5 separate regions of the Mus musculus genome follow, and all the other regions are linked to region 1. The links are chromatin loops, found by intact Hi-C in ENCODE. Cell type or tissue: left cerebral cortex. All regions are shown on one strand. Each heading gives the region's core, and the rest is flanking DNA. Links, peaks and the distances in the headings are about the cores only. Region 1 holds the start of Peli2 (pellino 2). Region 2 has its middle 87 kb from the start of Tmem260. Region 3 has its middle 66 kb from the start of Peli2. Region 4 has its middle 96 kb from the start of Tmem260. Region 5 has its middle 46 kb from the start of Peli2.

What was found. Peaks named below come from ENCODE experiments on the same cell type or tissue, not always from the same donor. Only the 100,000 strongest peaks of a DNase experiment are listed, where the experiment ranks them.
Region 2: it touches region 1 in a loop (2.8-fold over the local background); 19 of 42 quality-filtered maps call a loop at or near these places.
Region 3: a loop joins it to region 1, with 5 times the contacts of the local background. A loop is called at or near these places in 2 of 42 quality-filtered maps.
Region 4: it touches region 1 in a loop (4-fold over the local background); 18 of 42 quality-filtered maps call a loop at or near these places.
Region 5: it touches region 1 in a loop (1.9-fold over the local background); 3 of 42 quality-filtered maps call a loop at or near these places.

Annotation. Positions count from the first base shown.
Region 1 is chr14:48,118,307-48,124,372 of GRCm38, reverse strand. It overlaps Peli2 (pellino 2), which reads right to left and starts at 3,504. Exons shown (of 6, transcript NM_033602.2): 1 at 3,140-3,504. The coding sequence starts at 3,216. In left cerebral cortex, for the core only: a CTCF peak has its summit at 3,032; DNase peaks (open chromatin) are centred at 2,179, 2,442, 2,957 and 3,360; H3K4me3 peaks cover 2,923 bases; H3K27ac peaks cover 1,491 bases.
Region 2 is chr14:48,356,152-48,362,217 of GRCm38, reverse strand. No RefSeq gene overlaps it. Among named protein-coding and RNA genes, the nearest start is that of Tmem260, 87 kb to the left of the region's middle. In left cerebral cortex, for the core only: a CTCF peak has its summit at 3,243 (motif pointing right); a DNase peak (open chromatin) is centred at 3,231.
Region 3 is chr14:48,052,232-48,058,297 of GRCm38, reverse strand. No RefSeq gene overlaps it. Among named protein-coding and RNA genes, the nearest start is that of Peli2, 66 kb to the left of the region's middle. In left cerebral cortex, for the core only: a CTCF peak has its summit at 3,364 (motif pointing right); a DNase peak (open chromatin) is centred at 4,848; H3K27ac peaks cover 144 bases.
Region 4 is chr14:48,346,933-48,352,998 of GRCm38, reverse strand. No RefSeq gene overlaps it. Among named protein-coding and RNA genes, the nearest start is that of Tmem260, 96 kb to the left of the region's middle. In left cerebral cortex, for the core only: no CTCF peak of the experiment used is centred there; a DNase peak (open chromatin) is centred at 3,448.
Region 5 is chr14:48,071,577-48,077,642 of GRCm38, reverse strand. No RefSeq gene overlaps it. Among named protein-coding and RNA genes, the nearest start is that of Peli2, 46 kb to the left of the region's middle. In left cerebral cortex, for the core only: a CTCF peak has its summit at 3,382; a DNase peak (open chromatin) is centred at 3,548; H3K27ac peaks cover 1,060 bases.

The DNA of each region.
Region 1 (6,066 bases), core at 643-5,642:
AGCATAAGACTTCTTTCCTCTGTCACTCTTCACTTTAATTTTTGAGACGGATTGCTCACTGAATTTGGAGCTGGCCACTTGGACTAGACTGGCCAGCCTGGGAGCCCCGGGGATCCACATGTCTCTGCCTCCCCAGCACTGTGGTTACAGATGCGATCGCATACCTTTTACACAGGTCCACATGCTGGTACAGCAAGCAAGCACTTATTCACTGAACTACCTCCCCCACCCCAGCCCGGTGCTGATTGCTTTTCTGCTATCATGACCATGGATGGATGTGTGCCCATGGGAGTTCTAGCACCATCACTTTAAGACTCATGAAAATCAACAAATATCAAGCTATCTAGAATTGGTTAACTGTGTGTGTTCCACATTTGAGCAAATGAACAGAACAACAGAACAGACCCCCAGAGAGGCTCCTTGGAGACTATTTTGATAGGGCTGAAGAAACAGAGAGGAAGGAACTAAATCAAAAATCACCGAGCCAGTGGGTCAGGAAAAAAGAAAACAAAAAAAAAAAAAACAAAAAGAAAAGAAAAATCACGAGCCTTTAATCAGGGCTCCACTACCTTGAACAGCTTTTAAACCCCAAACCACTTCCCCAACTTTAAAGTGATAGCCAAATTAATACTTCTCAGCTAAAAGGAGCGAACGAGCCAATCATTTCTCCAGCTTCAATTAAGCAGTGGACACAATAAGGACTTGGGACTATGACACGGTAACTGGTTAGAATTAACAAATAATTTAAACTCCACTAACTGGACAGAAAGTGACAACCCCACTACAATCCCACATGGCATTCTCTCCTACTATGCAACCTATGACAAGAATCACCCGTACTTAGATCATCGAGGCCTGAATCAACTTTACAGTTTGCTATCCAAACTTCCTATGTGACATTTTACCATGTGATTCAGAACACAGAAGAAAGGACAATCACCCAGCAGTTAAAATAAAGTCACTGTACTTTCCAATGAAACAAAATAAATATTTTAACAATATCAGAGGCAGTGAGCAGCTTTAGCCTCAAGAATAATTTCATCAAGAAAATTTCCTAGACAGTCTATGCTCACCAATATTGATGTCCCAAAGGACCAGGCATGCACAGTAATGGCACTTTTTTTTTTTTCATTGAAATGCACTTGCTATTTTAAAGGGGACAACATGCTCTCAAGTCCAGTGGGCAGAACTGTGTAAGACTTAGTGAAAATCTAACTAGTTCACTACTTTCCAGGTACTCTTTAGTGTGCTCAATGTTGCAAGAGTCAGAAATCTGAAAGAAAGAAGGGGAGGGGGCAGCAGCCACAATTCAGGCGTACACAAAACCATCTGCTACTCCCATTTTTCTTCCTTAAAGGTCTTCCTTAAGCTGGCAAGAAGCAACATCTCCCCCCCAGCCCCCCACCACGGCAGGGCTCCACTGTTAACCAACTTCAGTTGAAGAAGTGACAACACCAAACATCATTTGCTACTTACTTACTCGGGTTTCTACTTATGTCTTGTTCTACATTAAAATGGAAGTGTTCTGTGGCTACTGGATGATACCCAATGTCCAAACAGTGTTGCCATGTGGTAGCACAGGTAACTGCCCTGCCTGCCTCCAGCTACTAGGTTAGAAACACTAAGCCATCATGGATCCAGGAAAAGCTTTAGTGAAGGATGAAGCAGGTGCTACAGGCAACGGTGTTTACAGAGACACTAAATTACAACTGTCCAGGGTGTAAATTCTTTTCCTGGCTTTGGAGTGTCCTAAACTTTTAGCTATGAACACAAACCTCTCCGGGTTTATTCCACACTGCTCCGAAACGTCTCAACAGATTGCCTCAAAAGGAAATAATGAAATGGCTCTGGCGTAAGTTAATCTTCTTTGTCAAATTCACAGTGTTAAGCATACTCTGAAGCCAGCCACATAAACAAAACCAAACTCCACAAAATTAGGCTGAGCTGAAGTTACATAAGACAGACTAAACTGTGGCTTCCCCCCACCCACCTCCCCACCCCTCCTCTTCCCAGCGAACTCTGACATCTGTCTCTTAAGTGCATGCAATTCCCATGCAGGTGCGGAAGGCGCTCATCTGCTGAGCTTCCAAATAAGCAGTGATCTTTCCAGTACTACCTTCCCCCCCCCACACACACACACAGAAAGGCTTGCAACAAACTGAAGGCTAGGAAACTTTAGATGAGTCTTTAAAAAAAAATTAAGTCGGCACTTACTTCAAGGTAGTAATCAAAACACGTTTCTCAAAGTTCCCAGAGCCTCTGCTTAGGGGTGAGGAGGGGGGCTTCCTCGCGTGCCTCTAAGCCCACCCATCAACACCCGCGTGGGTCTGAATACAGATCTTTCAACAGAGGACAAAAGCGCGGGTTCCCTGGAGCGGCACATCCAAAGGGAAACCAATCCTTTCCCTGCAGCACTACCCAAGTTGCTCCAGCTCCAAGAGTTTCCTGCACTTTCCACCTCCCCCCACCCACACCCTTTTCATTGCCCACTTTACCCTGCTTTAATCCTGCGAAGCCTCCCTCCTGGTTTATTAAGGGTAAACAATAGAAAATGTCACACGGAAACTCAGGAAGTAGATGAAGTCTCTAATTGCTGCCGTTTTAACGATTGTAGATAATTACTATCTTCAAAATGTGATTTTCACCAGCGGAGTGGGAGCCGAGGAGGGCAGGGTGGCGAGCTCCCCGCCGCTGGCAGGGCATCGGCAAGGCCGGGGCCCGAGGGGTGCAGGAGCCCGAGGGGTAAGGAGATCAAGGGGTGCGGAGACTCGAGAATGGAAACCCGGGAGATCCGGGAACCGTTGTTGAGAGGACCCGGGAAAACCAGGACCCGGTCCAGGCCCTCGGCCGAGCTCACTCCCGGCGCAAAAAGCGGAGGCCAACCAGCGGCCCGGGTCACAGACTGGAACAATGCGTAACCCCCGCGGACTGGGCTCTGGGCTCGGAGACAGGGCTCCGCGTTCGCGGTCGTCGGGAAAGAGAAGTCCCCAGTAGCCACTGGCTCCGGGCTTCACCGAGCGACCCCGCGTGGTGCAGGAGCGCCCTCCGGGCCGCGGCAACGAGCACCCCGGGGACCCGGGCCCTCAGGAGCGCATCCCTCTCCCTCCGCGACGCCCCGCCGCCCGCGTCCCCAACTCACCCCAGGACCACCAGCTCCCCGTATTTCACCGGCTCCTTGTTGGGGGCGCTGGGTTCCTCCTGGCCCGGGGAAAACATGGAGCCGCGCTCGGCCGCCGCCGCTGCCGCCTCCGCCGCGATCCCCGCCGAGTCCGCGCCGCCACTACACTCCCATCCCGAAAACGGGGTGAGCGCGCCGGGGAACGGCACGGCGGCGAACGGGGCGCTGGGCGGCCAGTCCCGCGGCTGCTCCGTCGTGGCTGTGCGCGTCGCCCGCCGGCTTCCCCGGAGCTATCCGTACGTTGGCCGCTACGAGCGGGACCCGGCACGGAAAGCGAGCGGCGACCAGAGCCCCGCGGGAGGAGGAGCGCGCGCCGCCGGGGGGCTGAGCGGGCTGGGCAGGTGGGACGGCCGCGCCGCCGCCCGCGTCTCCGCGCTCCCGCGGCCCCCGCCCGCCCGCCCGCCAGCCCCCGCGGCCCGCGAGCGCCCCGTGTTATGTAAACATAGAGTAAAGGGGAAGGCAAGCCCTTAAAGGGGCAGCTCTGTTTTTCTCCTCTCTTCCTCCGAAAAGTTGGAGCGTGGGGGTCTTCGTCCTCAGCCCGGGGATCCGGACCCCGCTTGCGTGAAAGCCAAGCATACTGCCCACCCCCCACCTCCGAGCTCACCATGCTGAGCGCACTGATCTGGGGGTGTCTGCTTTCAAAGCCAAGCCCTTGAGAGGGGGGCTTAAAAAGAGAAAGAATCTGCCCATGGGGGGGGCGCTAATTGAAGGGCTCCCCACCATTTCATGTATCAAGAGAAAGGAGAAAGAACGTGGGGGGGGGGTGAGAAAAGAGAGAGAGAGATGGAGGGAGGAGAGGGAAAGGGGAAAAAGAAAAGTTAAAAGTTACTTTTAATCCCTTATTCACATCTCTGTCCCTTCTTTCAACCCCCTGGGGAATTTAAAAGGAAATTACCTAGGTGGATTTTTTTTTTTTAAATGAAGACAAATGTTCCTTTATTTCCATGGATTAATCAAGGCACTGTTTGTATTTTATGCTTTCTTATGGTGCTGTGTCTTTAAAATATTGTAGGCTGTGATAGTTTTACTGACTGCTGTTTTTCATCATAGAGGAATTTATTATTCTAGCATTTATTAAGCCCTTGCAACATGCTAGAGACGCTACATATTATTGCCTGTCACTGCCTTTCCAGACTGTTAAATATTTAAAGAAATAAATACTGCAAAAGCTACCCAATGTATAAACATCGAGAGTGTGTGTGTGTGTGTGCCCGCGCGCGCGCGCGCGCGCACACACACACACACACACACACACACACACACACACATACACACACGTTTAGGCTATGACTCTAAGTAAGGAGTTAAAAAAGAAATAATTGCATGAGTAACCTTCCATTCTACTGCTCAGCGCCGTGCATGTATCGCTCTCTGACAGGCTATTACTGTAGTGACATGATGCTTTCTGTAATTTTACTTCAGTTAGTAACTGGCTTTTCTTCTTTTAATTGAGGCTTTGGAGATAAATTACTCCAGAATAACAAAAGCCACACTATTGATGAGCCAAAAATAAACTTTATTAGACGATTACCTTATTTCCGCTAATTACAGAAAGTCTATTCTTAGACTAAAGACAACTAGCTATCCGGCTTATTGTACAAATCCTCTGTACTTTTCTCTGTTATGAAAATGTAAAGGTTTAACCAGCAGCCCTTTTTTAGAGAGTTGAGCTCTTTCTCTTCATATGGTGTTGGTAGATTTCTGTATGACGGAGTGTAGTTTTCCTTACTCCCTAGTCCCACTTACTATATCCACTATGCGACTGTCAACAACCCTTTGAATCCCGTCACAGTTACCCATCTCCCTTAATTATAGTACCTCGCTCTGGCATGCGAACTTCCCCCAGTCTGCTCTATTGCTGCTACTGATCTCTAGGCTACAATTACCCCCTTCTCTCCTGGCATGCTGTGCTTTTGTGCTTGCATTACACTGTTCTGGCTCCATTTCTTCCTTGCTGCGCTCTGCATCTGCTGTTAGGGGGATGGAAACAAATATTTATTAACCTCCTTCTAAGTTCCAAACACTAGACTGGGTGCTTCCCATAAGCTGTCCCAGGCTTTGGCAGAGACACTCCATTGCTGGTCAGCTGGTCCAGACACCTCTGCCCTCCACCTGCGAGGGGGGTGGGGGCGCTTCTTTCTCTTCTCTCCCAGCATGCCTTGGGCATGTTGATGGTGTTTAATCGAGTTTGTCTTTATGAAAGTTACTTACAGGTAGTTCTGCTTTCTCTGAGTTTTTATATCTGTGGAGGCTTTGATCTTAGGCAGCTCAGGACTTGTAAGTGTATCGTTTCTGTCAATCACTGTTAGCCTTGCAACCCGGCAGACTGGGAAATCAGTCTGTTGAGGGCCTACAGGAATGCATGCATAGGACCACAGTCGAGGGAATCTGAATGAACAAATGGACCAAATAGGGACTGGTGGCACATCGGTGGTCCTGTGGGCTCTAAAGAGACACTCATCTCTACCTAATTATTGTCCCCTGAGAATGATTGCTCACTCTTACGTATGAAATCAATTTTAAAGTCCCCAATCCTGATTATGCATAAGCTTCTAATATTAAACTATCAGAAATGCATTTGAGCTTTTTGGACTTGTGAGCATAATATCGTTTAATTGTTTGGCTGCCCTTTATATGCAGTGTGGACCCATTGAAACTATAACCACTTTCTAAGTGGTTCCCAAATCCCCCAAGTCTGCTTTTGCTGATTTTAAGGGACGGCCAGATGAGTGAAAATAAATGAATACATCTCAAACGAGATCGAACAGCAGAGCTGTGAGTTTGTGGTGAACTTGACTTGCTCAGAGTCTATGGTCAGCTTTCATCTCTCTCTTCCTGTCCCTTACCTGGCCCGTCCTCTGCTTACAGCGTCAACCAGGAAGAATGTA
Region 2 (6,066 bases), core at 327-5,326, 240 kb before region 1:
CGTCCACCCTCAAACAACCAGGGCCAGCTCCTCTCTGTGGCCCAGGTGAGACACAGGGTCCACTCTCCCAGTGTTGCCGCTGGTGAGAGGTGGGGCCAGCTCTCCAGTGTGCCATAGTCAGTGAGGGGCAGGGCCAGTTCTACACAGCCCTTGGACATTTATGTAACCCCAGTCAGCTGTCCAGGCCAGGGCATCCCTATGGTCACTAGTGGCAATAAGAGCCACAAACATTGATACCTGACCCCTGCTGCTACATGGTCACGGACTCATACATGGCCCTGAGTAGCAGCACGGGCTGGAATTCACCATGGCCTCACGTGTTGGGCCGGCTACTCACAAGGAGCTACTCCTTTCCATCCTTGTGTCTCCAGTTCCATTTCTCTTCATTACGTTCAAGCTGTTCAGCTTTTCTTTCTCTCCTGTCTGTCCATCACATCCTTACAAATTGCCGTGGCTCCCACTGAGGGCGGGCCACGTGGCTGGTGGACCACTGGATGATCTCCTCTACCCACTTGCGGAGGCAAGTGGGCCTCTAGATGTCTACAGCCCACCCGTGCGCTATTGTGGTATAGTGGGGGTGTCTCTGGACATCTTCCCCTCCTTGCACTGCATCGAAAGGGGGCAGGTGAGCCTCTGTATGTCTTCAGCCTCTCTCACAAAATCGTTTTTAATGTAAATAAAGTTATTCCAAAATGTTTCAAGCACCTGATAAAATTCAGTAGACATCCCATAGCTCTTCAACTTGTTTTAATATTTCACATCAATAAATCACCTTCCCTAATCCATTAATGTCTCCTTGTGCTGACACAGAAGTTCTTCATCCTGGCTGCATGTTAAAAATCACCCAAGGAGGATTAACAACCCTGACTCAGAAGAAGCCAAATCCAAGAGACTACATCACCATCTCTAGCAGTGGGATTGTGACCTCAGTAGTTTCTCCTTCAGTGGGCTGCTGGGAGTCTAACTGGGTCAGCAGGTGGAACCTATGTGATAGATAAAGAGACACCAGATGCTTCACAAAGTAAAGAGACACAGACGTTTGCCAGGCATTCCGGCCCAAGAACCATTGTTCTCCATCTGAGACACAGGAGCCTTCAGCAGTGAGTTCCCATTTCTCGAACCCCAGGCACCACAAGGACCCAGCGCTCTCCAGAGAGGGGGCCTCCTGGAAAGCTAAACTTGAGAGAAAAGAATGGGCCATTGTCTTCCACACAGAGTCCCATGTGAACAGCACACCGTGGAAAGATTTTGAAATAGCTAGGTGATATCAGGCAGGTGCTCCGTGTCCAACGTTAGTCTCCCAAGTGACCAGCCTAAGCCGGCCAGGTTTCCATTTCTCCTCTGCTCAGGGGTTTTGTCCCCAGTCTGTCAGCACAGAAAATTGCTGGTGGGTGTCTTGTTTCATGAAGTGGGCAGGAGAACTACAGAGGGTGTGTGCTGCTCGGTACTTTGAGCGCTATTTGGCCCAGATTGAATAAACCTTTGCACAAAGCTGCCCTATCTCTGGTGAACTATGCCACCCACAGGAAGCGGCGAAGGCACCAGCTGAGTTTTCCAAATGCCTCCGTGAAGGCTCCGAAGGGCAGTATTTTCAGTAAATGAGACTACATTGGTGTAGCTTCTGAATATAAAATCAGAGAAATTGATGCTTTGTTTTGTTTTCTTCGTCACGATGGAAGCTTGCTGCTTAAAACATGATTTTTTTCCCTTGAACATGACTAACAGAATCATAAGTTCAAAAGTAAAATTTAAATTTGGACAATTAGAATCGTTCGATCTATGTCAGAGAAATGACAACCTGCCTAATTGAGAGAAAATTCTCCTTCAAGAGAGGAGATATTTGTCAACACACAGGCCCATACATGGGACAAGATGGTCACCATGGCTACAAATGGATTTCTTGTTTTGACCAGAAAGTGACAAACCTCTTATCTCTACAGCTTTGTTTTCTTAGATTATCCAATACTTTCACTTCTCTGAAAACAGGCTCTGCTAGAAACATCTCTCGGAGAAGGTAAGGATTAGTTATGGCTTTAACAGGTCTACACATCACTTGCCTGCCCATATGATCTTTAGACCTAGACTATCCTCACGAGACCATTTCAATGTGTCTCATCTCTATGGTTGTTGGAAGATGTCAAATTTCTTGGGATGCTGGGAAGTTACAGTCTTTTATTCCGAAATATGCAAAGACTCCCTGGTAACACAGGTAGATTTTCAAATTTGCAAGTTTCCTTTGTGTAAAGGAATATAATTTTCAAATATTTATTTAAAAATAATTATTTTTTAACATTTACCATGCATGTGCATCTCTGTGTATGTGTGGGAGTGGATGCATGTATACACATGTGCCATTTGTGTAGGAGTCAGAGCACAACTTGCAGGAACCAGTTTTTTCCTTCTACCATGTAGGTTCCAAGGATCTAATCTTGGCCTTCAGGTTTGGCAACAAGTGTCTTTACCCACCGAACCATCTCATCCCAAATCAATATTTTAGCCCTCTGAGAATCTGTCGTAATTTTCTTAACATAGTTACACAGACTACGTACAAAGACTCTCCCAATATTTTATTTCAGAAGGGCCTTTAATACATTTACCGGGTGTGGTGGGAGATCCCAAATGTAAATTCTGGTTTCTTTGCAACCAGAGGTTTATACTTTTATTGGACAGGATTCTGGCAGCACCCCCTCCAAAGTAGTTTGGGTAGACTTTAAAGGAAGGGGAGAGCGCAGGCAAGAGGGCAGAGAATGGGGCTGAGAGTAAGAAAGGTAGCTAAGGAAGGAGCTAGAAAAGAAAAAGAGGAGAGAATGCAAGTAGGAAGGAGGGCAGGGCAGACATCTTGCGCTGGTGCATGGTGGATTCCTTAAACTCACCACTGAGCAGGATGCGTGGTTTTTTTTGGAGAAGGGAGTTTGTTGCAACAGCATCCAGGATCTTCTGAGTGACCATACTCCAGATATTCTGCTAGAACACAGTTGTTCACACATTCGAGGCTATATACCATGGCATTGGGATGCAGACGTAGAGGGCTAGGCCGATAACCCCACAAACCAACAAGTGAAGAGAAGAGCCAGGCACGGAGCACGGGCACTGTTTGCCTCCGAGCGGGCAGCATCTTTTTGGGGTTTTAGGCAAGGATTGACCTCAGTGGTGAGATTTTCGTAGCACTCCGAGGCAGCCGTGAGAATCCCATATTCTAGCCGTGGCTTTTAGTACCTGTGGCACTGTCTTTGGTCAAAAGATGGCAGCAATGTTCAACTGCTTCTTGAGATGCAGGGCAGCGGGAAGAGCTGCTGACAGCTAAAGGTTAATGGAGAAGGGAAAGGTATCCCTGAGGACTGCATATGCACTTTCCACCCAGATCATTTATCACAATATTGGAAGTATTAAAAGTATCACAGTTCACTTTAAACCGGTTCAAGTGTAAAAATTATTCATTCATTCATTTGCCGGTGTACAGATCTGAGTGTTCATTAATTTCCCAGGTGTTGAGTCCCTGACAGATCCTATCAATGATGGCTGACAGTGCTTGTCAGCAAAAACAGACATAGTCCTAGTTCCCATTAAGTATAGAGTCCAGTGTATGGATGGAATGGAGGTGGAAAGCATGGAAATTAACTTGTAACAATTAAAAGAATATCGTTAATAGTAATTTAAAACTTTCTGTTTCTGAAATATTTAAAAATATTCAAGTTTGGGCTAGAGAGATTGCCCAGTGGTTAAGAACACTGGCTCCTGTTCCAGAGGACCCAGCACTACATAGTGGCTCACAACCACCATCTTCCAGGGGATCTGATGTGGTCTTCTGACTTCTGTGGGTTCCAGGCATACAAATGGTGCATATGCATAAATACAGGCAAAACACTCATGCACACAAAGTAAAAATAAGTAGATCTAAACAATTAGGTAAAAATATACCTGTTTACTTTTCTATTGGTTGAGCAGTTCTCGAGTGTCTAGAAAGTGTCTGGCATAAAGCAGATACTTCAATAAGGACCACTAACTGAATGAAGGTATATACAGGTGCCCCTTGGAACTCATAAGGGGTTAGGAATCCATTACTTTCTAAAGATTCCATGATCCATAGATTCTCAGGTCTTATATAGAATGGAAGCACATTTGAACATAGCTGGTACAGGCTATACTGTGTATTTTCAGTCATCCTCAGATACTGATCATATATCTAATGAGATGCATAAATAACTCTACTGTATTATGTAACAGTGAAAAGACAAAAATCCACACACATTGAGTATAGCTGAAAAACATTCCAAACATTTTAATTGTGGATGATTTATTCTGTGAATTAAGAGACCCCATGCATGTGGAGGATCGCCTATAATTCTAAACTTGAGCTACACATATCCAGAATATGATCTTGTGTGAGCGATTAGCCCAGGAACAGGAAATGGGTGAGAGGAGAGGATATTTGAGACAAGCTATGCAGGATAAATGGATGGTAACCTGAGCTTGTGTGCACTTGTGTACTGGGCAGGAGGTCTGCAGGCGCAAGGAGAAAAGGGGAGACGACTGTGATAGGCTGGGGTGCAGAGGCCTGGAACATGGCTTGTTGCAGGGAAGTAAGAGCCAGCAGAGTGGCTGCAGCCCAAGGAAGAAAGCTAATGCTTTCCCGTGATGCTCAACTCAGTCAGGTGGGTGCTTGGGAGCCAATGGGGTAACGAGAGAGGGGAATAAGAGTGGACCTGAGAGCAAGCGAAAAGCTGTTTCGAGTCTGGATGAGAAATGACTGCAGTGTGGATTGTGAGCGGTGACAGAGGGTAAGAAGTGACAAAGTCACCAGATGACTACTCAGAGATGCGCAGGCAGCCTGTAGAGTACGAGGGACGGGGAATCCCTGGTGTGACTTACAGATTCTGACTTTGATAGGAAGTCCCGGAGGAAAGTGAATTTAGGTCTTGTAGATAGATGAGAAATTGAGACGTCGTATGCACAGCCAGATGGAAGGAGCGGAGCAAAGAAGGTCCGGAGATGATGGTCCAGGAGTTGACGACCTTTTGGCTGTTTGCAGAAAGCCATAGGAGAGGAACCGAAGCCAAGCCCCAAGGAGCTCTCACACTTAGCACAGATGAAGGACAGACCTACTCGAAAGACAGAAGCTGAGGCTGAGGAGAGGAGGAAGACAACTCTGAAAGTAACCAGTGGATCTCTCCAGAAGCAGGACGGCCACTCCTCCTTGTCTTCGTTTCTTTTCTGGCCCTGTGATAAAACCTCTGACAAAAGCAACTCAGGGATGAAAGGGTTAATTTTAGCTCGGAGTCCCAGGGGCTAGAATCCATCATGGAGAAGAGGTGTAGGCATAGTCAGGGAAGGCACAGTAGTTGGAGCAGGAAGCTGGCTCCTCACATTTCCACATCCAGGACGAGACAGGGAATAGCAAGCGGGGTAGTCTAAAACAACCTGTAAGTTGACCAACAACATAGTTCTGCCACTATAATTCTACCTTCTAAAGCCCCATGGCCTTCTCAAACAGCACTACCAGCTGGAATTTATCAAATGTTCAAACACCTGAGTCAATGAGAGGTGTTTTATATTCCAACCACATAGCGGAGTTCTGGGAGACGGTCAGCACGTCTTTCCCATCACCCACCCACTTAGTTCCTACTTAAACATGGGCATCTTTGGTTCTCCGTAGAAGAGAGTCCTGTTGTAGTCTCCAGAACCCAACCAGAGACAGCAGCTCTGGTTAATCTGAAAGATGAATTAATGGAGATTTTATTGGTCGATGTGAAGGAAAACATTGGGCTGTTAGGAAACCTGAGACAGACTCTGAACTCCCAGGCTGTCCTGTTCTGACAGAGGGAGGACTTCTGGAACTTTCCAGGATTGCAGCACTATCATTAAATATCAGGGAGGGTGGCAGGTGTGGGGTCCTTTATAGACATAAAGGTCCTTTACAGACATACAGGAGTTTACCAAGTTCCTATAAGACCAAGGATCTAAAGGAGTCTTAGAAGACCAACAGTGTCAGATACCCAGACGGCAAAAGGAATTTTGAAATTAGTTTTATTAAAACTGAATCACTCAATTTATAAATCTGGACGCTTT
Region 3 (6,066 bases), core at 493-5,492, 66 kb after region 1:
TCTTTGTTGGCTTTTAGGGCTAACGCCAGACTAAGAAGACATTGCACTGCATTCTGGGAAAAAAAACAAAACAAACAAACAAACCACCTGTGATGTGTATTTTGGTCTATCCCTATCATTTCTCTTGAGAGCTGCAGCCCCCATAAGCCTGCTTGCTGTTCTCTCGTCTCTCCAACTGGGCAAAGGGTTCTCCTTTTCCTCATGGTTGTTGCTGAGGGGGAAATGTATCCTTACTTGGGGTCCCCAGTCCAGTTTAGTCTTCTTCGCTCTCCAAACTTGGCTTCCAGGCTGCAGAATGCAGTAAGTGAATCAAAGACGGATGTGGAGATCAAAATAGGGCGGATGGAGGCGTCTGAGAATCTTGTTAGGTGAGAGCCAAATGTTACAAGGCGCTTCAACACACATCTCTGTCCCTCAGGAGCTCCACTGCCTGCACAGGGAAGGCAGAAGGCATGTTACATGTGTGTGCATGCAGAAGTCATGTTACACGTGTATACACCAATGTTTCTTATTCAGTTTTCCCACTAGTTGGGCTTCTTGGTCTGTTTTGATAGATACCTATCCCCACCCCCACCCTGTCCTTGTTTTCAGCAATTTGTATTTCCTAAGAGCTGATAAGTTGGTATCCCCACCCCAAATATATCAATATCAGCATCCTCTCTCGATCTAAACAATCAGGTTTGATTATCTTGATAATAATGCTTGACCTGATAAGGAGATGTTATACCTTCACAGGTCATTAAGATTTTACAGTAGATATTCTTTAAAAAAAAACCAACAAAACAAAACAACAACAGCAGCAACAACAAACATTTTTAACATTACTTTTACTTAGTTCACAAAACAAACAACTCACCAAACAAGTTTGGTCCCTAACATTTCAAGACCATGAAAGCCAGATAGAAATCTGTGAGGCTTTAGCTTGCTCGAGTCCTCCCTTTATCGATAACGGAAATTAAGATTAGCAAGGTGAAGTACTCAAGGTCACAGGGCCAGGTAGAAACCAGGTTAGGCCTCCGACTGCGGACGAACTGTCCATTAATGAAGCAGTTACAGAGCAACCTCTAAATGCAAAGCAATGTGCAGGATACGGGCAATCCGCAGAAACCCAAAGGCGCCCGCCCACCTGTTTTCACTGTGGCGAGAAGTCAGAGGTCTGAGTGCAACTCAGAGATAAGAAAATAGGAAGACTGACAGCTGCCCCTGTCACTCATCACCTGGGGTAAGGGTCCTCTAGGGCCTTTCTAACTTCTGAATCAAACAAGATGGCTGTCTGTCTCCCACCTCTTAGCGCTTATTTTCCTTTGATTAGGGTAAGCACAATTTAAGAATGTAATCTTCAGTCACTAGTGCCTGTTGGTAGCCAGAATCTGCAAGCACTGGGGTGTGGGGTTGGACTGAAGTCTGATTTGTTAGGTTTTTAAAATTACAAAAAAAATAATTTATTTAAACTAACTTTAAACCCACCAGCATGTTTTCTGACTTCTTTTATGTTATTCCAGAACTTGAAAGATTGCCCTTCACCACCAGTTTCTTGGTGTCTAATCCCCATTAAAGCACAAACCCTTATTTGCACTCTGCTCTCTTTCTATTTCTGAAATATAAGGAAAAGAAGAAGGCTGGAGAGATGGCTCAGCGGTTAAGAGCACTAGCTGCTCTTCCAGAGGTCCTGAGTTCAATTCCCAGTCTGAGTCCCATGGTCCTGCTGCAGCTAGGGTCTGTGTTTATGTCTGTGGCCTGAGTTAACACCAAAGGTCTAGTGGATGTCTATGGTTTTGGCTGCCAGTGGAGACCCGTGGATGTCTGAGGGCCATGCTGCCACAGGAGAACAGGCTGAGCTGGTGGCCTACACTGCCACCTAAGCCATGGTGTCATCAGGCCTATGCGCTTGGGAGCCGTGTCTGAGTCTATGTTCTATTTCATCAAGACTGTGTTGATGTCCCAAGCCTGTGTTTCCATCAAAGGTCATGCAGATATCCCTGGCCTGGCCTGCTGCCTGAGGTACTTAACTGAGCTGGCCCTGTCCCTTGATGACCACCACACTTAGAAGAGCTGGCCATGCCCTTTCTCTGGGCAGCACATAGCTGACCCTGGTTGTGAGGGATCCAGTGAGCCAGCCCTGGGGCATGAGCACAGGAGAACTGGCCCAGTCCCTCACCAGCTGCAGAACTCAAAAGAGCATGCCCTATACCTTACCTGGGTGCACAATAGAGCTGTCCTTGGTGTCACGGGTGTGGGTGAGCTGGCTCAGAGTGCATGAATTCAGGAACACTGCCCCTACTCCCTGCCAACTATGACATTGGGTGTGCTAGCTGGGACAGTGCAGGAAAGCTCACCCTGGTGGTATGGGTGTGGGAGAGCGGGTGGGATGACCTCAGCTACCACCCAGGCCCAGATCCAAGGCTTTGAGTTGGCCCATTCCAACATCTATCCCATCTATGAACTGCCAGAGGATGTGAAAGGGTTGGTCCTGCAGATCTAAAGTTGTAGGATCTCCATGACACAGAGAAACAAAAGTATATCCAAGAGGACTCCCAGTGAGGATCCAGTACTGATAGTGTAGCAGAAGCCAGAGGGGTTGAAACACCAATGATTCACTGCAATAAACATTTATAAGAAAAGAGGTATGGACAAAAGGCTATACTTTGGGACACACTGTAACACACTACACCTTCTATGACAAGACTTTTTAAATTCTATCTTACTTGCTCTTCTTTTGAGGGGGCAACGGAAAGGGCAGGGGCTGATGTAAAGGGACAGAGAGATGTGTGGGATTGTGAAATTCACGAAGAATCAATAAACAGTTTACAAAAAGTAGAACCAATACACAACAGAGGCAAACACTGGATAAAAAATGACTTTTACTGCATCTAAGAAATATTGATATTTTGTATTTCTTTCCCTCTTGTTTATAATCTTTAAAATGCATAATTGCAAACTTATCTGAACGCTTGGATGAAGCTGTGATTTGTAGGGCATCTGTAGTGTGTTATTAATGTAGCAAATGGGCAAGAAGTACATAAAAGAATTAACTCAAAACCTCAACTACTTCCACCTCTTCTACTAGACTTTCCTAGATTTACACAAACTTCAGAAAAAAAGAAGGAAGAAAGCCTATGAGAAGTTCTATGTTAAGGACTACTGGATAACTCTTGAATGTCAACATGAATAAATTACAAAAGGAATTCCCAAACTTTTATTTGATTTTGCTTTATTACTTGAGGAACATGTTTGACTCCACATCTTTAAGACTTTTTAAAAAATATAGTTGTTTTTGTAAGAGATTATCTTATGTTTTAGTTATGCATGTACGTGTATGTCTGTGTATGAATATGTACCCTTGAGTGCAGTGCCTGTGGAGGCCAGAAGAGGGCGCCACAACCCTTGGAGCTAAAGTAGCAGGCGGTTGGTTGTGCACTGACCATCATGGGTGCCCTGAACTGTACTTGTATCTTCTGGAATAACAGTGGTACACACTCTTTATTGTAAGCCATTTCTCTACACACCTGCTAGTTGGTTTCTTGAATGAAGAACTGCTTTGGGTTAAGAGTTAAGGCACTGGTTCTGTTTTGACCCAGGATGTTCCTATGGAGAAACTTTAACCAAATACCTCGGCAAAGATTGGCGTTTATCAAATGAGTGAGGTGGACCTGGTTATTAAGACGATGCTACCAGAATGATTAGAGAAAAGGTCAGTCTACACGTCTGGGCAAACGGGCTCAATGAGCTCTTAAAGCAGCACGTGGCACTTCATTAAAGCTTAAAGGTAGTTTTGAGAAATGGGTACAGACCCAGGTCTCGGCGCAGTGTTGGGCAGAGACAGATGAAAGGCTGAGCAGCTCCAGGCTTCTAGTGGCATACCTGAGACCTTGGGCTGGACCCTCAGGTCAGTTCTTACCAGCCATCAGCCTTTACCCTCTCCCCGGAAGAATCTGACGTTAACGTATTTGTTCCTCATGTTGAAAGTCTTTGTGTCTTGCTGTGCACCATGATAGTCCGGTTACCTTTGCGACTACCTAATGGATAGGAGGTGTGTCCCCTCCATGAGTAACTACAAATGGTTCCTTTCCATTGACTTTGCAATGGTCTGTCTTCCGTCGGTCTGACTACCGCTGGATTCGTCCTTCTCCAGGCCGAGGCATTATCCATCCATACGGGAACAAATACATAGATCATATTCTCCCCTAGGCTTGGGACAGTGTAGATAACAGCTCTTCCCCTCTCCCTCCTATTAGCTGAAACCTCAGACTCTTGGCTATGTCCAGTAGCTCCAGAGTCCTCTTTTAGCTCTCTGTTTCCAGTTTTCTTTCTACATTAAAAGAAGCCCAGAAGAGTTGCCAAGATAAAGGCCACAGAGAAAACCCTTGGTAAACAGAGATGTGCATCCTGTGTCTTACATGCTAACGGGCTCACTACTGCTCTCACACCTGCCCCTTGCATCCCCTCTGCACACGGCTTCTCAGAGCTCTGGGCATTTATTTATTTACTTCTCTATGTAATCCGTGGAGAAGTTGCCTTTCTCACATTGCCATGGAGGGGCAGGGAGAAAGTAAGAGAAACAGGCTGCAGGTGGGGGAGGGGGGCACACTCTGGAAATGGAAACCATCTCTCTAAAGATGGGGAAGGGGATCTGTTGCCTCTGCAGAGAGGATGGCACAGGCGAGAACTGTGGTTCTGTGGTGGGTACCATCCCTCTCTGCCTCTGCTTTTCTGACCTCCACACATTAGTTAGCCTCCCAATGTAAAGTTTCCTTAGATTCTTGTCTACCATCTTCATTGCTGGCAGGGGCGACGGTGTGTCTGTCCCCTGATCTCCAGGAGCTGTCTCTCAAGTCCACATGCTCTAAGTCACTGTCACTCCTGGAACTCTGAGCTTGCCATTCCTGGCGGGAGGCCGGTTCTCTGCTTCCCTTTCTTGATTCAGCACTGTGGGATTGGAACTTACCTCTCCCACATGGTTCTTGGAGTTTCTTAAGACAAATGACCCCCTTGACCCTCCAGGTCACTTGATTTCCTGGTAATGAGACACCAAACTGAGGATTCAGAATGGCTTTTTTTTTTCCTCTTGTCAACAGCACTTATGGCCTACAGCTGGAATCCCACTCAGGTTCAGTGTCCTGTATCCTGAAAGTTGATGCCTTTGGTGGCACATGGGTGGGTCCTATTTTCCTGAAAAATTTCTCCTTTTAAAAGGAAAGTGCTCTCTCCCCCATTCCTTCTCTCCTACCATCTTCTGCTTCTCTCTTCCCTCCCCCCTTCCTTCCTTCTTTCCTTTCTCTTTCCTTTCCCCCCCTTTTTTTCCTTCTTGATGCCCTAAAACATTAGATTATTTATTTGGGATATATTCTTTTCATTTTTAAGTAAGGGCTATTCATATCAACTGGATATTATGGCTTCCTTCAAACAGTGTGTAATTAGTTCTTGGAACCACAGGTCTAGGGTTTTCCTTCTTTGTGTTTTACAAATGTGGAGGACATCGCAGCGAACTAAAATAACTTTGCCATCTGCAAAAGATTTCACAGACAAATAGTACTTAAGCTGAGAAATCCCTCGATAAATTTGCTAGTGGACCAGTTCTCCTCTCGGGTACCAGAGAGGCTTATAACAGGAACCCTTTGTGCATTGCGGAAGGCATGCATTTTACATGAGCAAATTCTAAACCAACTGGCCACGATTTCTTTCAATTACACTTTCCCCAAAATAACCCCTTTAGAATACGTTCTCAAAGGTTTTTCTCTCTCTAATTGTAAGCTTCTCTGGGAGCTCTCAGATGCAGAGGGAGAACCGGGAGTCAAAGCCTTCTCTGTACCCACAGCTACTGGACGCATTGGAAGCTGTCCATTCTCTCTCTCTCTCTCTCTCTCTCTCTCTCTCTCTCTCTCTCTCTCTCTCTCTCTCTCTCTCTCTCTCCCTCCCTCTCTCTCTCTCTCTCTCTCTCTCTCTCTTTCTCGTTGCAGACTTTCTATGTCTGTCTCAAAGTTGACTCTGTGCTTTCAGTCTTATCATCTTTTGACTTAAGAATCCCAACCAAAGAAACACAAAGTGACCCTTGTCAGCTAATTTGCT
Region 4 (6,066 bases), core at 593-5,592, 230 kb before region 1:
GCTGTAATATGCCTGCCCAGTCATGGACACAGAAAAATAACTTGATTCAGAGCCAGGTCATGCTGATCACACACCCTGTTATGATATGCATGAGGTTTGTTAATCTTAAGAAATTCCACAAAGCTTTACATAGGACCTATCAAATTAAAGGTCAATATGAACTGTTCTGTCTAAAATGGATTGAGTCAGAGCCGACTGCTGGGCAGCACTTCCTAGACTTGCATATGAGCTTACTGTGGTCTTTGCCCTTTTAAGCTGACACAGAAAAAATATTCAGGGCCGTAACCTCAGCCCCCAAATTCTGAGCAACTTCCCTGCTCTGATAGGTCAGCATTAGGGTGTGCGTTCGATAAAGCGTCACTGCCTGACTGAGATCGGTGTTGGTGTGGTTTGTGGGATGACTCCTGGACCCCAACATTTTAAGCCTTTCTCAACTTCCCATATTTTACTTAGGATAATACATTCATAGGCAACTATATTAACGCATCCTTCTTGAACAAGGGTTCCACATGCATACAGGGAACAAAATGCTGGTCATGGTTTCTGCAACATGCCACCCGCCAGAGTGGGTCACTGGCTAAGGTCTCCACTTTTAATAGAGATACACATACATGACCTCCCCATCCTTTAACCTTGGTACATTGCTATTATGACACCATAGGAAGAGCTGAGACATCGTCGGTTCCTCTGGGTCATGGACATAACTGCAAGGCTGTAAAAGGAAGGGAAGTGTATCAGTTTCTGGCTGTTTACCGTCCAAAGGCCTATGGCTCAGTCTGGAGCAAAAGCCAGGTCTGAGCACTGGGGTGGTGTCCCCCCACTGAAGCTACCCACAGAGCCCCACCTTGGTCTGCTGGTGGACACGGAAGGGCCCTGTCTATCATCCTGGGCTGCTTAGCACTGTGGGAAGAGGAAGACTTTTAGGTGAGGAAACGTCTGTGAGAGCTAGCTGGCTCGGGACACCTCCCCCCGCCTCCCGCCCCCTGCCCCCCCCCCCACATTCCATGGAGCCTGCATGTCCATTTGCAGAGCCCTGGCCACTGTTAGAGCTGCACCTTCCAGCCCCAATCCTGAGAATTCTCAAAGATTCCCTTTGGCTGAGGTTCTGTGGAAATGTTTTCTGCAGCTGTTCGGGAGGTTGGAGGAGAGCTGGAAGGGCTGTGACCTTCTGCCCACTCCCAAAATACATAGTCACAGTTGGAGGACAAAAACCACAAAGCCAATAATCATTTCTAAGCAGAAATACTGGCCAGGCTGTAATAAGCTTCGTGTCTCAAGAGGACTGTGGGTGAAGCCCATAATCAGAAGTCGTTATAAAGTTAATTTCAACTCTTCTTTCTTGTGTCCATGTGATATGGGGGAAGGGCCAAATGGTGAACGAGGACTGGGGGAAATGGAAAATATCTCTGAGTGTTATAAAGTTGTACAGTGTGTTTATATCATATACATTGTCCTGGCATTATGTATAAAAGATTGGTTTTTATTTTATCTTGTTTTATTTTAGGAACTAAGGTCTGGTTTTTGTAGCCCTGAATGGCCCAGAACTTGGCTGAGTGGACCAGGCTGGCCTCAAATTCTCAGAGATCTTCCTGCCTCTGCCTCAGGGGTGCAGTGATTAAAGGTGTGTACCATCACGTTATGTTCAGCCTTAAGTTTTTGTTGTTGTGGCAACAGACATGCAAGTAAAGTTTACCATTTGCTTGTGTGTCGTGTGTGATGGCCTTGTGTGTACGTTTGTGTGTGTGAGTGGGGTGTGCAGATACCACAGCTGCTTGTGGCGGCAAGGAACGCCCAGGTACCAGTCCTCGTCTTCCATCTTGCTTGAGTCAGAATTTCTTATTGTTTGACCCTGTGTTTACCAAGCTGTATGGCCTGGAAGATTCTGGGGACTCTTTGTCTCCACCTCCCATCTGACCATAGGCACACATGGATGTTTTCTGGCTTTACTTGGGTTCTGGGGATCCCAACTCATGTCCCCACACATGTGTGACTAGTTCTTTACGAAGCAAGCCTCTCCCTAGCTCTGAGATATATCATTTTATCCACTCCTGTGCAGTTCAGTAGCATTAGATACATTCCCAGTGGTCAGCCATCACCAGCACAGTACGCAACTAGAACTCCCTTCACCCCAAACCAGAACTCTGCACCCATAGCAAGATGACTCCCTGTTCCCTCTGTGATCTCCGGCTCCTTCTATTTCTGTCTATGAACTCCCCTGGGCTAGGTACCCTGTGCCAGTGAAATCAACGTGGGTTTAAAGTGTTGCACCTCACTCACTTTACTTCACAAGGTCTTCACAGCTCAATATCACATTGTGTCTAAGCAAAGTAACTTTCAACACTAAACCTGTGAGTTTCTAACAGAAAGTAACAAGTATACCTTATCCTGTGTCAAACTCAGAAAGCTCCAGTTTCTCTGTAACTGATGGGCTGGGGATGTCATTCAGTGGTGGAAAGTGGTGGAAAACTTACTTGCCCAGCATACACAATGGCCCTGGATTTAATCCCCAGCAACATAAAACAAAACAAAACAAAAACAAAAGAACAATAAAAACAAATATGTAAAGCAGCTGGCAGTTGGGCTGTATTGCTTTCCTCTGTTTTTCTTCCTTTTCTTTTCCTTCTTTTATCTATCTATCTATCTATCTATCTATCTATCTATCTATCTATCTATCTATCTATCTACCTACCTACCTACCTATCTATCTATCATCTTTCTAACACATACACACACACACTTAGGTAGGCGCTACCTCACACCAATGCTAAGTACTTCATGTCTTCCGACTGGTTTGTATGTAGTTCAGGAATGCAGCAAGAGGCAGTCCATGTGCCTAGACAGGAAAGAGCCAACTAAATGTACTTATCATTGCCCTGCTTCCTGTGAGCCATGGAGAGATGAATCCATGACTGATGTCACTTGTTAGAGGATAATGACAGGTAACTGGTGTCCAGAAGACCCAGATGAAACAGTCCTAGGCACAAGAAAAATATGCCCAGATGATATCTTTCCATTTATCAAGCTTACAAAGCCTGCTGTCTCTCCCTGAGGTGCCCAGGAAGCTGCTTTTCCTAGAGGAAGGTTGGAGCAGTCAGTGGACTGGGGTATATGCCTCTGAACCAATCAGAGCTGCTCTTAACCCTCTCCACACCCTCCTTCACAATGCCTTAAATTCTGCATGGGGCGGGCTTGAATGAATGGGGGCAGCTATGAATGCCATGTGATACTAAGATCAGGTAGGACCGCACAGAAACCCAGCCTAGCTCCTCCCTGCTGCAGTTCACTAGCTTGGGGCGATCCCGTAAGAAAAGTAACCCCTTCTTCAGGACAAGGGCTTCGGGATCCCCTTTGGTTATATCCCAACTTCTGCCAGCAAGAATGGCTCCCATGACAGGATGCTTATTAAAACCCAAGCACAGGCAGCGCCACTCGCAAGACTAAAATGAGATACAGCGAAGGGAATAAATTAAGACCAGCTGCAGCCCAATTAGGCATAGATTCCCACAAGGGAACGCTTACTTACAATTTACCTAAACAAATCCTGTCCTTTCTGGTGCAATTTGCTGCTTATTAATTTTTTTATTAAACAACTACAAAGAGTAACCAAGAGCGCTGCTACTACATGGGGGGAGGGGGCAGTGGGAAAGCAGAGGGGTGGGGGTGGGGCAGGGAATAACACATCGTCTTACAATTAAAGTATTCTGCAAAGGGGTATTTTTAGTCAAATATTTGTGTTTGGAACATTTAAAATGGTTATTATTATTATTATTATTATTATTTTAGAAAAAAAAAGTCAAAGTTCTACAAGTTCATCCTGAAAAGACAGAGTGCCACAATATTCAAATCTCTTAGCTATTTCTTCTGGTATTTACAGAATACAGAGCGCTGTATACTGGTCCTGCCACATGTTTTAAATGCCTCTTTACTTTGTCTGTTGGCATCGTTTGTGATAGAGGTTTTGTTGCCTTTCCGCCAAGTTTTAAAACTACCTCCCTGTCCCCTCCCAGTTCCCAAAATAATCATATTAGCAAAAGGGGAGGCAAGGGGGAGGCCTTGTTCTGTTGTCTACTGTGAAGTCCATATAAACTGCAGGCAACAAGTGAAATGAAGGGCAGCCAGCACCTACATGATACTCACTATGAGCCTGGTCTGGTTCCAAATGCCTGCCACATATTAACTCACTCTCCATAAAAGCCCAATAAAACCATCTCAAGTACCACCCCACTATACAGATGAAAAAACTAAGGTCAGAAGAGTTTTAACAACTGCATGATACTAGATCTGAGGTTATAGGCATGAGAGTGCTTTGAAAAGTTAGAGCCACAGACACTCTCGGAGGGTGATGATGTCACCAGGGATAGCCACAGAAATATCCCTGGACTGGGCTGTCTTGACGCTGACCCACTTGTGCAGCCAGGGATCAGAACAAGAAAGGACCATGAAAGCTGATCTTGGTTTATGGGAGCACAGCGTTATACAATTTGGGATTCCTTTTAAGAGTTCAAGATTAGGACCAAAAGAATGTTTATTTTGAGGGTGCTCTAGTTTCTTTCTGTTGACATGATGGGACACTCACATCAAAAGCAACTTAGGAAAGAATTTATTTGGCTTATGGTTCCAGGTCATAGCCCATCCTTGAGGGACCCGAGGGCAGGGATTCAAGCCAAAACCTTGAGAAAACGTTTGCTGGGTAGCTCTCAGGCTAATGCTCAGGTGGGTTTCTTAACCACTCAGGACAATCTGCACATGGAATGGTGCCGCCTATAGTGGGCGGGGCGGGGGCGGGGGCGGGGGCGGGACCCGCCGGGGGCGGGACCCTCCCACCTCAAAAATAATCAAGATAAACCCCACAGACATGCCCACAGGCCAGTCTGACCAATCAATGCCCCATAGAGGGTTCCTTTGCAGACACCTCTAAGCTGTGTAAAGTTGGCAATTAAAGGACTCGGGGTAGAAAATAAATCATGACTTTTTTTTTTTAATTGTGATAAACTCTATAAACTTTAAAAACATCCAGAACAAGGACACATTGCCAGGTGGAATAACTTTCTAATTCCCCACTGCCAATTGTCCTCAAAGGCTGTGAGGAATTCACTACTTGGAATGACTTACCACATCTCAAGGGTTTTGCAGGATACTGTGCTAAGAAGATCCTAGGAAATGAACTCATTTTTTTTCTCTTGGGATTACAGGTGAGAATTTACTTTGTCTTTCACAGTTCATCATTGAAAATCCTGTGACTCTCAGGCGCTCGTCCAACTTAGAGAAACCTCTAGGACACACATCTTTAGGGTGTAGATCTTTTGTAATGAACTGATGGTTCCAGGCCATTTCCAGTTGTTTTGGGTCATGACTGCATTTGTTTATGCTTTAAATTGATGGCGCTCACAAACTAGAGTCTGAGCAGGGGCCAAGCATAGTGAATGCTATAGCTTGGTACACCTAAGGACATGGAGCCCGGGGTCCCAATTGAGCAGATTTACAACAAAACCCAGAGGGAGAAGTTTGCTTGAGACATTGATATGACTGATGGGGACTATCAGTTTTGACCAGTCTCGGCAGGGGTTCTGCGAAAAGGAACAGGGTGGTTTGGGGAAGATGGATAAACTGAGCCTTACACCCGACGGAGAGGTCACAAGTCTTAACAAACCAACATCTTTGCAAAAAGGAAGACCTGGAGATACTGTAAGGGAGAGCTGAGCCAGTTGTCCTATGGACAACTTATTTAAAAATATTTCAGATATCAAAATTCTAGCTGTATGATTTCTCTTGAATTTTATTTTTTATTTTCAAGAGAGCAAGTGGATGGGAATTTGTCAGCATCCTGCCAGGAAAATTCAGCTTTGCTGCAATGTTTGGATCCTCTCAGCTACTGTATGTGAAGTCTGATTACATTGGTGCGTTTTTACAGTTATGGTTTTGCAATAACTTCTATATTTTGATAGAAACGAATTCCTAAATTCCCTCCTCTCCCCTATTTCAGGAATTTAAAATTAAGTAGAACAAAACAAAAACCCAGCGCACCTATTACAGCTGTCGTTCTGTCGTCATGGGAATCAGTTTTCA
Region 5 (6,066 bases), core at 666-5,665, 47 kb after region 1:
TGCCTCCTGCCAAGGTGGCTTTTAATTTATCAGAAGTCTCTCTGGGATAGTGATAGCCAAACTATTTGGTCTTCTGCTTCCTCAGCCAAGAATCTTTAAGGGAGGCAGCCGTGGGGCCGCTGGTGGGACAGTCTGCTGTGGTGTCTTGGGGGTGGCTTGTTTCGTAGCTTCCCTCTCCTCTTCTCCAGAACTGACTCCCTGTTCTACTTTCTATGTCCCAGTCTTCTTCATCATTCTGAGCAGGTGTGTATTCCTTTCACTGAGTCCGCTTCTCTAAGCATGTGATCCACAATGTCCCTCCTACTTCTGTGTGCTCAATTTCCCAGCACTCCTTTCTCTCTCCCTCCCTCTCTCTACCTCTCTTCCTCTTCCTCTCTCTCTACCCCCCACATTCCTGGCCAGCCACTCTCTCTCTGTTTTCTCTGCCCCACTTCCTCTGCCTCTACCCCCTTTCTAGGTCCCCACTCCCCTTCCTTCCCCTACAATCAACTTTCCTTATATCAGGTCTGCCCCATGGTGTGACTTCTCAGGGGAACACCTTGGCATGGGCCCTCCCAGGTACCCCCTTGCTGCCCCATTACTAACAGTAACTATACTCTATTGTAATGGCTCTCAACCTTCCTGATATTGCCACCCTTTACTACAGTTCCTCATGTTGTGGTGACTCCCAACCGTAAAATTATTTTCTTTGCTACTTCATAACTATAAATCTGCTAGTTATGAATTATAAAGTAAGTATCTGTGTTTTCCATTTGTCTTAGGTGACCCCTGTGAAAAGATTGTTCAACCAACCCAATGGGATCTGGATCACAGGTTGAAAACTACTCCTATATTGTGTTTGCTCATATGTGTTGTTTATTTTCGAGGAAGAGTTTTAGATAGCCCAGGCTGGCCTTGTCATCTAGCTAGGGATGACGTTGAACCTCTGATCCTCTGGCTTCTGCCTCCAGAATATGGAGTTAGAGCTATGCAGCAACACTCCCAACTTATTCAGGCAAGTGCTCTACCAAAAGAGCTACATGCTCAGCTATAGAAACTTGGTGTCTTGAGTTTGTTGCTTGGTTGTTTTCCTATAAAAATGTGTTTCTTTCAAAGCTTTACTGCTACTGGGCATTTAGCTTCCCCTCTGGTTCCTGATAGGTATTCTCCATCTCTTCATAACCTCCTCTGGTCTTCTCTCAGCTGTGTCCAGCCTTCTGGTCTCGACCTTTCACTCTTCCTTTACCCACTGTCTTCTCTTCTTAATTCCTCTGCCTCTAACTCTCCCCTGGATGAGTAGCTCACATGTTTAGCTCAGGCTGTGGCTGATTTCATTGGCTGATCCCCTCGGCTTGGGGTGTAGATAAGTTTGTAGGATGTGCCAGGCCCTTGGTTCAATCCTCAGTATCACATAAAAACATTTTGAAGAGAGGATGTACTTGACTCTGAAGTAGGATATGAGCTCGAAGGCTGTTTGCCTTCCTTTAGGGGAGGCTCATGCATGGTCTACTTTCTCCAGAGAGCCTTTCAGACCCATGCACCCTTGGTCAACATTAGTTCTTCCAATGGGAAATCTCTCTTCCTTCATATCCCCCCTTCTGTATTTAGTGTCACATATACCATAACTCTAAGGTAATATTGGCTTCACAGGCCCAGTGCCATATTGGTACCCCAGACGAGTGATTCTCAACCTGTAGGTCATGACCTCTTAGGGACTGTCAAACAACCTTTTCACCTGGTTGCCTAAGACCATCCGCATATTAGATGTTTCCATTACGATTCATAACAGTAGCAGAATTACAGTTGTGAAGTAACAACAAAAATAATTTTATGGTTGCAGGGGGGCCACCATGACATGAGGAACTATACTAAGAGGTCACGGCATTAGGAAGGTTGGGAAGCACTGGTCTAGCAAATGGAGGAGTGTGCGTTCCCTATGGGAGGCTGAGCACGTTTAAAAGGAATGACTGTTGAATATGTTGGACAACTACGTCTAAAACTGGACTCCAGGGAGCAAAGAAGGCAGGTCCAGATGAAATGACTGGTGAGGGCTGAGGGATGATGGACCCCTAGGAGAGGACTTAGAAAGGAGAGTGAAGGAAAGGCTGTGGAAACGGGATGGTTAGTCTTGACTGTCAGCGAGGATTTACAGTCTCTAGAAGGCACGCTTCTGAGCATCTCTGTGAGTTTTTTCCAGAGAGATTGACCTGAGGTTGGAAGACACAGCCTGAATATGGGTGGTAGCATCTCATGGGCTAGTGATCTGAACTGATAAAAAGCCATGAATACCAGCGTCCATTCGTCTCTCTCTGCTTCTGGATCACAGACTCAATGTGGCTTGCAGTTGTCCTGTGCTGTGTTTCTGTTGCCACAAGTGACACTCTGATACGGGCCAAAATAAACCATCTTCCCTTCAGTCGAGTTTGCCGGGTGTGTCTCAGCAGTGAGAAAAGCAACTGGTACAGAAAGTGTTGGGCAGAGGAGACAGAGAGCCATGGCCAGAGGAGACAAGAGAGCACCATTCTCTTCTCCCTGTCCAACGGCCTTGCATCCTAACTCTTCTTATATAATTTCCCTGTCCCAGGAAGAATAAAAACATGCTTATAAGATTGCTTCCAAGATTATTGTTGATAATGTTTGGGAGATCTTCAAACACAAAATACAAAGAGGAGGGGATTTGTTTTGTTTTGTTTTGTTTTGTTTTGTTTTGTTTTGTTTTGTTTGTAACCAGGCTTTAAATATTAAAGTGAGCAAATGTCTTTAAACACAATTAGAAAATACACCATGTTATAAATAAGTGCACTGACCACGCTGACTATAAATACTGAATGGGTTTTCAGCGACTGGATGAGAAATGTGATAAATTATATATAGAATGTGGGTGCTCACTCTGCTTTGCTTTGCTTACTCTCCCATCAAAGGGAGGAGGCAATAATATGTTAAATGCATTTTTAACATTAATTTCTTTCCTGTCTCCCTTTTATCTTTACATCAGCAGTAAATATTTTAGTTAATTAAGCTGAATTCCCACAGGCTTCTCTTCTAATGTGATCATTTAAATACAGGCCAGATGCTAACATGAATCTTAGACAGGCCTTTTTCATTCTTCGGGCCCCTTCTAGACTGTTCCATGGACAGTTTTAGAATACTTATTTCTGAAAATTAGCAGGCAAACATTTTTTCACAACAAGGAAAAACGACAACAACAACAACAGCAACAACAACAACGGCAAAACTACAGAAATAAAACCCAGCTTCCTATTTGTGGCACCAGTAACCAGCAGTGGAATGAAATCTTAAAAACACATTTGGGTGATGGCCATCAGGGGACACTGAAATCAAAATATCAGGTTTCAGTCAAAAACATAGAGACTGGATAATAAGAAATGTTCTTGAAAGCTCATTGTCTCCCTGGTGGCCAGGGATTGGATTGGATGGCGAGTCAGGGAACCTCATCTGTAGACAGATTAGAAGAAGAGAGGAAATTTTTCTTGAGTGTTCTGCTTCAGACTTGTTAGGAGCAAAACAGTCTCCCACGTCCTCTAACAGCACCGGCTGGGACTCTCTTGCCAAACCATTCAGCGGGCTTAGAATGCTAAACTTGGAATGGAGATTGCGTCATTCATCTGAGAGGCCTGTGGCTCGCTCGCTCCCATCTAACTGCTGGGAAAAGAGATACGGGAAAGGCTGTGGCCTCAGAATCCACGGGACCCTGCTCTGTTTTGCCTTCATGCTCGCCCACAGAAGAAGCGAAGGGAAGGGAAGGACAAACAGCACTGTCCTCCCGACCTGATATCAAGTGGAATTTTCCCACAATCTCATCGGATAGACTCTCCACTCAGCTTCATGAAGCCGGAGGCTGATCAGGGCAGACAATGAGCAGCAGAGCCCGGCAGATAGCACATGCTGTCAGGAGGTCAGAGGTCGAGAAACACATGGTCTGGGGCTCACTTACCCAGCTCCTTCTGTCCACAAAGGCTCAGCTGCCTCTTTGTACCAAAGGCTCCTATTGTCAGACTCATTCTCCACACAGTCGTTCCCTGGTTCTAGCAGCCAATTGTTCCTGAGGGGCTACGCTTGTTGAAGGTTAGCAGCAGTTTCTGTCCCAGAGAGCACCATCATTCCTAGTGAGAGTGTGAATCTGATTTGACAGACCCCTTAGCGGTGGTGAGAGATTGATGGTTGCTACGCTGCTACCTGCTGTACTGGTGACTTGAAGACCAACATGCAGACCACAGGACTGAAGGCTGTGACGCTCTGCTGCTGTTGGCCTTGAGCATGGGGTGAAGGGCCGAAGAGCGACCCCTTCCTCCATGTATTTCACACTCTGGACATAGCTTTAAGGGGGTGGGGCGGTAAGATCTGTCCATATGTAACATCACCTATTTGATCTTGAAACTTAATCAAGGCGTATGGATGGCTTCTACTTTCCTGTGCAAGATAGTAAAATGTTAATGTTAAGGTCAAGAAACCTTGAGAATTAAAAAATAGGATGGCAAAAACAAAAATAAACCCCTTAAAACTCTGAATTCTCATGGAACTTGCAAGGGAAGGAGAGCTCTGTAAACCACCCCAGTTGGATTCGGTGTTTGTTCCATAGTTTATCCTTGGGTTTTGTGCTTTGCTTTTTGTTTGCTTGTTTGTTTGTGTGTGTGTGTGTGTGTGTGTGTGTGTGTGTGTGTGAGAGAGAGAGAGAGAGAGAGACAGAGACAGAGACAGAGACAGAGACAGAGACACAGAGAGACAGAGACAGAGAGACAGAGAGACAGAGAGACAGAGAGACAGAGAGACAGAGAGACAGAGAGACAGAGACAGAGAGCACTAGTTTGGCCCTTTATGGAATTACAAGATCCTTAATTTTTTAGTAATCAGTTCTCTCTATTTAATCTCCCACTTGGATTATTTAGCCCCACCCCTCTAGAAGCAAGTGTGTCCCAGAAACCAGAGCAACAGGAGATCAAACACTTTTCAACTACAACTCTTCTTTTTGAAAGATTTAGTCTTTCTCCCTCTCCTGCCCCCATGTCTATCTTTCTGCCTCTGCCTCTGCCTCTGTCTCTGTTTCTCTGTTTCTCTCTCTCTCTCTCTCTCTCTCTCTGTATGTGTGTGTGTGTGTATGTATGTATGTATGTAAGTATGTATGTATGTATGTATGTGACATGGGTGCTGAGCAGTGTTGGCTCATGTGTAAGAGCAACATGACCTTTAACTATGGAGTCATCTCCCTAGACCTCATTCTTTGTTTCTTGTGCCTAAGTGTTCTGTAGCAAATCAGAAATACTGAGACCGAAGGCCATACCATTCATAGCCAAGCCGTGTAAAAAAACAAAACAAGACAAAAATCAATCAAACAAACAAAACCCTGATGACATCACAGGAGTTCCAGGACCGCCAGAGTTAACACAGACCCAACTTGTTGTTATAGCATGCCTCGTGGTACATTTACATAGACAGATGTAGCATAGGATAACATTCCCCAAATAAATAATTGTAAAACACATTTGATTATAAATGGAATAAGAGGAAGGTACTCCCCTGGACATGAGATGTAAATCATTTTTCTTAGCCAAAGGAGAATATGATCTCCTTGATCTGTGGGCATCTCTCCCAGAGAAATTGTGTGAATTATTTCACAACCAATGAAACATGAAAGATGCTAACTTGAATCTGACTTAGACAAGTGTTTCTCATTTTTCAGGTCCCTTCTAGAATTGTCATGTTACAGCCTTTCAGTGAATTGTTGTGTTAGAACCTTCTGGTCCTAATTGCTGGGACTGTTTAGACCAGTGTTTCTCAACCTGTGGGTCTTGATCCCCTGTGGGGATCAAATGGCCCTTTCACAGGGGTCGTCTAAGATCATTGGAAAACACAGATATTTATATACTGCTCATAACAGTAGCAAAATTACAGTTATGAGGTAACAACAAAATAATTTTATGGTTGGGAGTCACCACAGCACAAGAAACTGTATTAAAGGGTCACAGCATTAGGAAGGCTGAAAAGCACTGCCCTAGAAAATAACTTCCTCTGCTTCTGCCTGCCCCTTCTCTTCCTGCTCCCTTCACCCTTTCTCCTCTGTTGGGAAAC